Regions from separate parts of the Homo sapiens genome. Here region 2 is linked to region 1. Evidence: read pairs that join two places in POLR2A ChIA-PET (ENCODE). Cell type or tissue: PC-3. All regions are shown on one strand. Each heading gives the region's core, and the rest is flanking DNA. Links, peaks and the distances in the headings are about the cores only.

The links. Peaks named below come from ENCODE experiments on the same cell type or tissue, not always from the same donor. Only the 100,000 strongest peaks of a DNase experiment are listed, where the experiment ranks them.
Region 2: POLR2A ChIA-PET joins it to region 1 with 12 read pairs; 3 of 35 experiments call an interaction of 5 or more read pairs at or near these places.

Annotation. Positions count from the first base shown.
Region 1 is chr19:4,085,447-4,091,477 of GRCh38, reverse strand. It overlaps MAP2K2 (mitogen-activated protein kinase kinase 2), which reads left to right. Exons shown (of 11, transcript NM_030662.4): 11 at 770-1,157. The coding sequence ends at 880. Among named protein-coding and RNA genes, the nearest start is that of ZBTB7A, 22 kb to the right of the region's middle. RefSeq lists enhancers at 1,533-1,612, 968-1,744, 2,023-2,192. In PC-3, for the core only: no CTCF peak of the experiment used is centred there; no DNase peak of the experiment used is centred there.
Region 2 is chr19:4,377,086-4,382,204 of GRCh38, reverse strand. The region is part of intron 1 of SH3GL1 (SH3 domain containing GRB2 like 1, endophilin A2); the gene reads left to right. Among named protein-coding and RNA genes, the nearest start is that of SH3GL1, 21 kb to the left of the region's middle. RefSeq lists enhancers at 2,178-2,277, 2,328-2,377, 2,838-2,917, 3,903-4,635. In PC-3, for the core only: no CTCF peak of the experiment used is centred there; DNase peaks (open chromatin) are centred at 2,614 and 4,794; H3K4me3 peaks cover 173 bases; H3K27ac peaks cover 2,641 bases.

The sequences.
Region 1 (6,031 bases), core at 564-5,563:
GGGAGGGTGAGGCAGGAGAATCGCTTGAACCCGGGAGGCGGAGGTTGCAGTGAGCTAAGATCACACCACTGCACTCCAGCCTGGGCAACAAGAGTGAAACTCCATCTAAAAAAAAAAAAAATTAAAGTAAAAGTATTTAATTAATTTGTTAAACTGAAATAAAATTGAGGCTTTTGTTCTCAAGCCATGGGAGCCACAGTCCAGGGGCTCTGGAGCCTCATGTGCTGGCGAGTGGGACGGTGCCTGTACAATGCTCTTCGCGGAGTTCTGTGGAACAGCCCGTTCTTGCCTGGGCTGTCCTGCTCCGGGGGACCCTGGCAATGGCTGAGGACATTGTGGTGTCACGACTTGGGGAAGCCCCTGGCATGGAGTGGGTGGAGGCCAGGGACGCTGCTCAGTACCCTGCAGTACCCAGGATGGCCCCACGCCAGAGAATGATCCGGCCCCGGTGTCCACAGCGGCCGGAGGACCCTGGGCTTGCGCGAGCGTAGACCCTCCCCTGGGAGCGCAGGCTGCCGTGCTGGTGGTGTCCCCGCCCCAGGTGGAGTGCAGCATCCTGAGACCCCTCCCAGGCCTGGCACACGCCGCTGCCCCTTTCTGGGTTTCTTTCCCTCTCCTACCCCGAGTGCGTCTTCCTGTGGGGAAGGGAGGGTCTCCTCTGTTTTTTGCTTTCTGTCCCGTACCATCTGCCAGGGCTGGGCAGACGCTGGCCCTCCCCGTCCTACTGTGACTCCAGGCCCGGGTGCTCACGGCTCCCCTTTCCTTGCAGAACCACACCTTCATCAAGCGGTCCGAGGTGGAAGAAGTGGATTTTGCCGGCTGGTTGTGTAAAACCCTGCGGCTGAACCAGCCCGGCACACCCACGCGCACCGCCGTGTGACAGTGGCCGGGCTCCCTGCGTCCCGCTGGTGACCTGCCCACCGTCCCTGTCCATGCCCCGCCCTTCCAGCTGAGGACAGGCTGGCGCCTCCACCCACCCTCCTGCCTCACCCCTGCGGAGAGCACCGTGGCGGGGCGACAGCGCATGCAGGAACGGGGGTCTCCTCTCCTGCCCGTCCTGGCCGGGGTGCCTCTGGGGACGGGCGACGCTGCTGTGTGTGGTCTCAGAGGCTCTGCTTCCTTAGGTTACAAAACAAAACAGGGAGAGAAAAAGCAAACCGCGCCATCCTGCTTCTTTCTTCCGTTCGGCGTTGGGTGCTGGGCTTTGCTTCAGCCCAGCACGGAGAGGACATCCCTGAGCTGACCCGCATCGCCGGGCGCCGAGGCTGGAGGGCGCAGGGCCCTCCCTTAGGGAGAGCTCGCCTCTCCCTTTGGGTCAAGGGATGAAGACCTGCAGTGAGCCCCCAGGCGATGGCGGCTCTCACCAAAAGGAAGGAGAGTGAGGCTGGGGGCGGCGGCTCATGCCTGTCATTCCAGTGCTTTGGGAGCCTAAGGCGGGAGGATCGCTTGAACCCAGGGGATTGAGGCTGCAGTGAACCTCGATGGTGCCAGTGCGCTCCGGCATGGGTGACAGAGCAAGGCTACTGAAAAAAAAGAAGGGAAATGCCACCTGGTTTCCCTCTGTGTCCTCCCCGCCACCATCTCTGCCCCTGTGGAAGGCAGAGCTTCGGCCTTCCGTGATGGAAACCACTTCCTCTACACTGCTCCTGTCACGTAGCCTCCGCGGGAAGGCCGCCCCTGCCTCTTCCCCAGCGTGGCACCATCCTCTCCCTGTCCCCCCGCTTCAGGGAGTGGGGGCTCCCAGCAGTGGCAGCTGAGCTGAGACTCAGCCCCACAGAAAGGAAGCGCTGGCTTTCCAAGCTGTCGGTTTGGTTGGAAACCCCAGCAGGTCCCGAGACACGCCCTGCACTCCCCCTGCGTCCGCAGCAGGCCCAGCCCAGGGCGGGTGGTTCTGTCACCTCTCCTCGCCCAACAAATCAGAAGTGACCACCAGGGCATGTGACACTTTCGGGCCTTTGAACTGTTCCGCCGCAGTGGGCTGCAGATGAAACGGTGAGGGCTTGTCCTGGGGTCTTCGGGGTTCCCGGAGGCCCATCGCCTGCTTCTCCGGTTGTCCGAGATCCAAAGCCCAGCCTTTCTACCTTCGGGACTGTGTGCTCGGATAGAGGAGGCCACCTCTGGGCTAGGTGTGGTGGGCAGCTGGGCTGTTCTAGGGTCCCTCTGAGCTCTCTAAAGCTCTTGAGGCTGTGAGCCTCCCCCTTCAGTACTTCCTGGAGACTACCAGCAAGCTGATATTATCTGCGGGCGAATTGTAGGGGAAGGGTGGCTGGCAACTGTGTTTCTGGAGGAAACAAAGCAGAAGGTGGGGGCTTGTGGTTCTGTGGGAACTGCTGGATTGTCCTTTTCTTCTTAGGGTGACCCTTCTAGTCTTGTGTGGCTTTTTTTTTTTTTTTTTTTCTGCAGACACCAAAGAAGAGATGAGTTGACACCTCCTGCAAACAGCTCCCCAGGCTGCTCTCCTTTATGTTTTGCCCTAAAGTCTCACATGACTTAAAAAAAAAAAAAAAAAAGCCAGGCTTGGTGGCTTACACCTGTAATCTAAACACTTCGGGAGTCCGAGGCAAGAAGATCACTTGAGCCCAGGAGTTCAAGACCAGCCCGAGCAACATAGTAAAACCCTATCTCTACAAAAAAAAAAAAAAAAAAAAAAAAAAATTGGCCGGGCATGGTAGTGCACAACTGTAGTCCCAGCTACTCAGGAGGCTGAGGCAGGAGAATCACCTGAGCCTGGGGAGGTGGAGGTTGCAGTGAGCCAAGATCTCACCATCACACTCCAGCCTGGGCGACGGAGTGTGGCCCCAAAAAATAAAAAATAGGAGAAAAAAAAAAGTGTTGAAGGTGCCGCCCTGTGGGTAACCAGGACCCTCAGGATTGCCGGGAGGGCCGGGGGGAATGTGTTGGCTGCCTGTGCTCCAAACCGGCGGGACCTCGGCCGGTCCTGGAAACCCCAGGGTCCCGGCCACCCCCTGCCATTGGCAAGGAATGAAAGGACACGGAGTCCCAGGGGAGCAGGGGCAGTCTGGGCTAGGTGGGGATGGACCCCGCGCCAGGATCCCTGCGGTGTGCGCAGCCATCCTGCAGCTTCATTGGAGCCCCACGGCACCCCAGAGGGAAGGACGGGAGAGAAGCCGTGGTCTTGCCTATCTTCCCTGCCTCGCTTCAGGGTCAGACTTCTAGAAACTACTTTGTAGATGTGGCAAGAGTGCGTCCACCCTGGCGGTTTCTAGATCTCTCAACTCCTGCTCCCCCAAGAAACCTCCCAGACCCAGCCGCCGCCTCATCCGAGATCCCCCTCCTGCCTGCTGTCCTTTGGACTCGTTGCCTCATTTTCTCCACTGTGGAGGCCTGGGAAGGGATCCCGGGTGCTCCCAAAGGTGGCTACACACCTGGGGATGCCCCTTTTTGCCCTGGCCACGGACATGCTGCAGTCCAGGGGGTAGGATTTCCCTGCCTCCCGGGGCCAGACCCTTTCCTGTAAAACATGCAGCATTTTAAAATTTGCAGGGCATGGGCTGGGTGGCTCACGCCTATAATCCCAGGACTTTGAGACCAAGGTGGGCAGATCACCTGAGGTCAGGAGTTCAAGACCAGCCCGGCCAACACGGCGAAACCCTGTCTCTACTAAAAATACAAAAAAAAGTTAGTCGAGCTTGGTGGTGGATGCCAGTAGTCCCAGCTACTGGGGAGGGTGAGGCAGGAGAATGGCGTGAACCTGGGAGGCGGAGCTTACAGTGAGCTGAGACTGTGTCAGTGCACTCCAGGCTGGGCGAGACAGCGAGACTCCGTCTCAAAAAAATAATAAAAAATAAATAATAAATAACGTTTGCGGGGCTTTAGGGTGAAGGGAGTGTCACTGAAAGCCAGGCCTTGGGGGGCCCTGGGGCAGCTCACTCCTTGACATTGGAAGGTTTTACACAGACGTGTTGAGGTTTTCTGTGGTTATTAAAAACCTCCAGATAGGCCGGAAGCGGTGGCTTATGCCTGTAATCCCAGCACTTTGGGAGGCCAAGAGGGGCGGATCACGAGGTCAGAAGTTCGAGACCAGCCTGGCCAACATGGTGAAACCCTGTCTCTACTAAAAATACAAAAATTAGCCAGGCATGGTAGCACGCCTGTGGTCCCAGCTACTCAGGATGCTGAGGCAGGAGAATCGCTTGAACCCGGGAGGCGGAGGTTGCAGTGAGCCGAGATCGCGCCACTGCACTCCAGCCTGGGCGACAGAGCAAGACTCTGTCTCAAAAAAAAAAAAAAAAACTTCTCGACAACATGATAGCCCTGCCCCCATGTCTGAGGCCCACGTGGACCTGGGGCACACCACCTGTGGCCCCAAGAAGACTCCTACAGTGTTTTGTCGGCTGTTTTCCCAGCTCGGTATTTTTTTTTCCAGACAGAGTATTGCTCTGTCGCCCAGCCTGGAGTGCAGTGGCATAATCTCAGCTCACTGCAACCTTCACCTCCCGGTTCAACTGATTCTTGTGTGTCAGCCTCCCGAGTAGCTGGGACTACAGGTGCCCACCACACCCAGCTAATTTTTGTGTTTTAGTAGAGACAGGGTTTCACCATGTTGCCCAGGCTGGTCTCAAACTCCTGACCTCAAGCCGTCCACCCGCCTCGGCCTCCCAAAGTGCTGAGGTTACAGGCGTGAGCCACCACGCCCACCCCCCAGCTTGGTATTTTCATCGTAAATAAACAGCGCTTGACTTGCTCATATGTGCTGGCTTCTGCCTCCGGAGAGCATGGGCAGCCCTGACATCCCTCTCCATAGTGCAGTCTGTCCCCGGACACACCAAAAAGTCACTGGCTCCATGCAAGTGCCCCAGGCTGTGTGCCGGGCAGGATTTGCTAACATATTTGATTTATGAAGCTGGGGTCACAGGCGACTGCCTGCTCGCTTCATCCTGTGGAATTCTCCCCAGGTGGGACCCAGGCCGGCCCTGGGACAGGCACATACTTCCTTCTCCTCCTGCAACAACCGCCTCGGGGTGGGGCAAGTGGAAAGGTCATCAAATGAAATGAGGCCGGAGAAGCAACCAGCCGCCCAGAGGGTGAGATTCCACGCGGGGCACCACGCCATAGCGTCCCCGTCCTGTCCCCATCCCTGCCACCCCAACCCAATGTGCACATTGCACCCCAGACGAAATGTACATTTCCCAGTTTTAGCAGGATTTCCCTGTTAAAACATTTTAAATAGAAAGGGCTGGGCACAGTGGCCCACGCCTATAATCCCAGCACATTGGGAGGCCAAGGCGGGAGGATCACTTGAGGTCAGGAGTTCGAGACCAGCCTGGGCAACATGGTGAAATCCCATCTCTACTAAAAATACAAAAATTAGCCAGGCATGGTGGCGGGCGCCTGTAATCCCAGCTACTAGGGAGGCTGAGGCAGGAGAATCCCTTGAACCTGGGAGGTGGAGCTTGCAGTGAGCTGAGATCATGCCACTGCACTCCAGCCTGGGCAACAGAGCGAGACTCCATCTCAAGCAAACATAAATTAGCCAGCGTGTTCACTTAAACCCAGGAGAGGAAGGCTGCAGTGAGCCAAGATCGTGCCACTGCCCTCCAGCTTGGGCGACAGAGCAACACTCTGTCTCAAAACAAACAAACAAACAAAAATTAGCCGGCCTGTTCACTTAAACCCAGGAGACGGAGGCTGCAGTGAGCCAATATCATGCCACTGCCCTCCAGCCTGGGTGACAGAGCGAGACTCTGTCTCAAAAAAAATAAATACCGTTCTGGTGCAGGGGCTCATGCCTGTAATCCCAGCACTTTGGGAGGCCAAGGTGGGTGATCACCTGAGGTTAAGAGTTCAAGACCAGCCTGGCCAACATGATGAAAGCCCATCTCTACAAAAAATACAAAAATTAGCTGGGCATGGTTGTGGGCACCTGTAATCCCAACTACTTGGGAGGCTGAGGCAGGGGCGCAGGAGTTACCTGTTCCACCCCGCGCCCCTGCATTCCAGCCTGGCAACAGAGGGAGACAGACTCCATCTCAATAAATAAATAAATAAATAAATATTAATAAACAAAATA
Region 2 (5,119 bases), core at 120-5,119, 290 kb before region 1:
GAAGAGAGAACAAGAGATAGCTGTTGAGGGGCCAGCGCCTGCTAGCTCTGACAATGGAGGGAGGAGGGGGCCGTGAGCCAATGGATGTGGGTGGCCTCTGGATTCTGGAAAAGGCAGGAAAGCCCCAGAACCCCCAGAATAGAGTGCAGCTCATAGTATCTCAATCTTAGCCCGGGGTGATCCCTGTCAGGGTCTGACCTAGTGAAGACTTTGTGTTGCTTTAATATGTCGTTGAAGACGTCGTGTGTGGCTGTAAGTCACTAGGTTTGTGGCGATTTGTTGTGGTCATCGAGACCATCCTGGCTAACATGGTGAAACCCCGTCTCTACTAAAAAATACAAAAAATTAGCGGGGCGTGGCGGCGGGTGCCTGTAGTCCCAGCTACTCGGGAGGCTGAGGCAGGAGAATGTTGTGAACCCGGGAGGTGGAGCTTGCAGTGAGCCAAGATCGCGCCACTGCACTCCAGCTAGGCAACAGAGCGAGACTCTGTCTCAAAAAAAAAAAAAAAAAAAAAAGGCGTGTGGGGGGTGACAGAGAGGCGGGGGAAATGAAGAGAGGCAGAGGGGGTGGAGAGGGACAGGGGAGACAGAGGCAGGGGAGACGGAGGCAGGGTAGACAGAGAGAGGCAGGGGGAACAGAGAGAGGCAGGGGGACAGAGACGGGAGACAGAGAAGCAGGGGGACAGAGAGGCGGGGGAGACAGAGGCAGGAGAACGGAGAGAGGCAGAGGGGACAGAGAGATGGGAGACAGAGGTAGGGGGACAGAGAGGCAGAGGGGACAGAGAGAGGGGAGACAGAGGTAGGGGGACAGAGAGAGGCAGAGGGGACAGATGGGAGACAGGCAGAGGGGACAGAGAGAGGCAGAGGGGACAGAGAGACGGGAGACATAGGGGGACAGAGAGAGGCAGAGGGGACAGAGGGAGACGGGAGACAGAGGTAGGGGGACAGAGAGAGGCAGAGGGGACAGAGAGAGATGGGAGACAGAGGCAGAGGGGACAGAGAGAGATGGGAGAGAGAGGCAGGGGGACAGAGAGAGTCAGGGGAGACAGAGGCAGGGGAACAGAGAGGCAGGGGGATAGAGAGAGGCAGGGGGACAGAGGCAAAGGGGACAGAGAGAGGGGACAGAGAGAGGCAGGGGGACAGAGAGGCTGGGGGAACAGAGAGAGGGAGAGGAGGCCGGTGGGGAAACAGAGTTGTTTTTTCCTCTGTTAGCTCTCATCCCTGAAATCAACAAGGAAATAGGACCGGTTCACTTTGCCATGTTGGCTTGAGGTGCCCTGCTAAGAGCTGGGGTTCCATCCAGCCTTCCTTGGCTGTGACACTCTGTGGAACTAATCTTCAACTTCGCAGAAGTTGTTCCCTGGCCTCTGGAATCCCACCTTGGTGACTTAAAAGCTAGTGGACTGATAGAAAATTCAGTCCCCGTTACTTAACTTGGATTTTGAAAACCGTCCCCTCATTCAGGTTTACACAGAACATGCTATTGCCCGTCTAAGCCTGAGGGGACCACACACCCCAGAAACACCAGAGCAGATCATGTTCAAAACCGCCGACTGTCCTGAAGACAGTTGACAATTCATGAGTTTGACGCACGTTTTTTCCAGTCCAAGAGCTGGAGCCAGATACCCACCCGTGACGCCCTCCCACATCTTCCAAACGGGCACTTCCAAACCTTGTCCTGGGCATGTTTCCAAGCCAGCCTCACTGCTGCAGGCTCATGTCATGCCCTCTCTCCTGCGTGCTCCCAGATCCCACCCATCCTTAAAAGCCCACGGCCACGGCCACCTCCTTCCTGCCTCACCCTGGCTCCCTCCCCGCAAGGAGGAAGCGGCCCCTCCCCGCTGGCGTCCTGTCTGTCATAGGGCCTTAGGTTCTTGTGTGTGTGCGAGCCTGGGTTACGTGTCTTTCCTTTTCCACTGTACCTGGCACAGGTAAATACTCATTCAGCCTGACTTGGACCTCAGTGATGGCTCCAGACCGTGGCTTTGAAGAATGGGCAGAATTTGGATGTAGGAAGAAGCAAGGAAAGGAGGGAGAGTTTCCGGTGCAGGGAGAGAGCCCTGCCCTGGGCATCCCTTAGGCAGGTGTTGGAGGGAGGCCCCCAGCACTGGGGCCCCAGCAGCATGGGTCTGCCCTGCCGTGTCCTTCCCCTCCAACCTGAGCCCATGCAGCATCCGTGGGGCCAGTCCTTCCAGGGAAGTGGAAGCCACCCTGGGAGGAGCCTGGCTACCAGACCATGATGGCAGGGTGGGAGAGATTTGAATATTCTTACTGCTCGTAGCTCAGGAAGTGGCAGCACCAGTCCCTTGTCCTTTGGGGCGATGACAACAGAGAAGCAAGCCTTGGGGGGCAGGGCTGCTTTCCCCCCAAAATACAAGTAAGCACAAGGCAGAGCGGCGTGCTTTGTGTTGACGTCGCAGCAGCAGCCATCCTGGCAGTGAGGGGTCACAGTCACGGCCACAGGCTCGCCCATGCACAGAGGCACGTTCTCGAAGGCAGGAAGAGCGTGGGTGTGCAGAGGTGCAGGGAGGGCGGGACATCCCCAGGGAAGGAGTTGCGTTCAGGATGGGCAGCTGTGCCAAGTTCCCAGCTGGTAGGAAGACAGGAATGCAGGTTGATTGGGAAACAGGAGAGAGGGCGCAGCGGCTGTGGCAGCTGCCTGGGGTGTGAGACAGCAGCAGGTGTGTGTCAGGGATGTGGGGAATTTTCTACCAACCTTCTTTTTAAGTTGAGTCATTTTCTCTCTTGGTCCTTTGCTGCTTTATTTTTTTTTTTTTTTTGAGACAGCATCTTGCGCTGTCACCCAGGCAGGAGTGCAGTGGTGTGATCTTGGCTCACAGCAACCCCCACCTGCTGGGTTCAAGAAATTCTCCTGCCTCAGCCTCCCAAGTAGCTGGGATTACAGGCATGAGCCACCATGCCTGGGGTTTCACCATGTTGGCCAGGCTGGTCTTGAACTCCCAATCTCAGGTGATCTGCTTCCTTGACCTCCTAAAGTGCTGGGATTACAGGCATGAGCCACCAAGCCTGGCAGTCCTTTGCTTCTTTCCTCCCGCCCTCGTCCGCCAGTAGAACCTCAGAATTTGTGTCACGGCCATTGACAAATATGTCCCGTGCTGTGAGCATTTTGGAACCGGGACTTGACTCTGTGGCTGATCTGGAGGCGCTCTGGGCGCAACATGAGATTTCGTGCACGATCAGCCAGCTGTAGCCAGTTTTTCCTGGTGTGCGTGGTCCTGTGAGTGCCTCACCAGGGTCCCTTGGAGATGGGTGTGACTCAGGTAAGGTGTGTTCCTTTTCTTCTTCTTCTTAAGGGCCTGCATGAAGCCTCTTGCTCCAGAAAAACTGGGCTCAGAGGCAGTGTCGTGGGGCGGAGGTGAAACCCCTGGCCGGCCCCACACCCATCATTCCTCGGGACTCAGTTGCTCAGTGCACAGTAGCCTAGGATCGTAGGGTGGTGTATGGTTTCTGTTTTTTTTATTTTTATTTTTTGAGAGAGTTTTACTCTTGTTGCCCAGGCTGGAGTACAATGGCGCGATCTCAGCTCACCACAACCTCCGCCTCCCGGGTTCAAGCGATTCTGCTGCCTCAGCCTCCCAAGTAGCTGGGATTACAGGCATGCACCACCATGCCCAGCTAATTTTTGTATTTTTAGTAGAGATGGGGTTTCTCCCTGTTGGTCAGGCTGGTCTCAAACTCCTGACCTCAGGTGATCTGCCCGTCTCGGTTTCCCAAAGTGCTGGGATTACAGGTGTGAGCCACCGCACCTGGCCTGGTGGTGTGTAGTTTCTAAAGCACATCCACGCCTGAGATGGTTGAGAAAACCGAGGCTCAGAGGGGTTTGTGTTCCTGCTCAGAGTCACAGCCCCGAACGGCAGAGCTGGAACCACATCCAGTCCCGGTGTCGCCCATCCAGGCACCCTAATCCCACGTCAGCCTGCTTGCCTCGTGGCGTTACGGCACACCTTTGCTCTGATGTGTTACTGGCACACCTGAGCTCCCGAGGGCAGGGCTGCTTCTTATTTATTTGTTATCTCAACAACTAGTATTTATTATCTCACCATATACTCAGTGACTGACGCCACCTGGGTGCCAGGCCCTGTGCTGCCTCTGCCACCCCTGTCCCTGTGCCTGGCCCTGCTGGCAGGAAGCTTGTGTTTGAGGACAGAGAACTTGGGGTGGGTTGGCGACGAGAGCCTGTCCCGAGTGGTGTCCCTCCAAGGACGATGAGCCACAGCGGGGCAGAAGGGGCCCTGGGAAGCAGGCTGCACCCGCCAGAATCTCCCAGGCCCGGGACCCAAACGCGAGTCTTCAGACAGGAGAGGCTGCAGTCTTCTCGCTGCAGGGGAGATGGTGGGGGGACTCGGGCCATTTGCCTGCTTCCTCTGTGCTGAGGCCGTGGTCAGCAATTCTGAGATTCCCAGCCCGGGTTTCCACCACCGACATCACTGTGTAAGGAGCAGGCAGTGCCTCTGAGCGGCCAGGGGCACCCATGCGCCAGAGCCAGTGCACGTGACCTGGCGAGGGGGCAGGAGTGGCCACTGCAAGGTGACAGCTGCTGGCACCTAATGCTCGCAGAGGGCCCCAGTGCACAGGCGCGGCTGGCTGTGCAGAGCTGCTGACCGCCTCTCACCACCCCCTGCCCTGCCCCGTGCCACCCGGGATGACTTCTGGCCTGGGTGCTTTTGGTAGCCACACCTCAGAAAACCTGTCTTCGTGACTGTGGGCCACCATGGGCATGAGTCACCTGTCACCAGAGCCTGGTGTCCCTGTGTAAGTGTGCCAGATAGGCAGAGGAGACAGGTGAAGGCACATTCCTCAGTGCCCGCTCACAGCTCTGCCCACCACGCATTCTGTAGAGAACCTCAGTGCCCTCCTCCCTGCTGGCAGCCAGGCAGGGATTTAGGCGGTTTCTGTTTGGCCTCCAGTGCTTGCCTCTCCCGTGTCCTATCCGCCCAGACCTCAGACCTGTCACTGTTCCCGGGCATCCTCCTGGATAAGAAACTGCCCAAATGTGGTAGCTGGGTCCCCAGGATGTGAGTCAGGCTAGGCCTGCCTAGCTCACGTTTTGTTCTTTGCAAATTTTCCCAACCTTGCAGCTCTCTGGGGAGGGAGCCAGC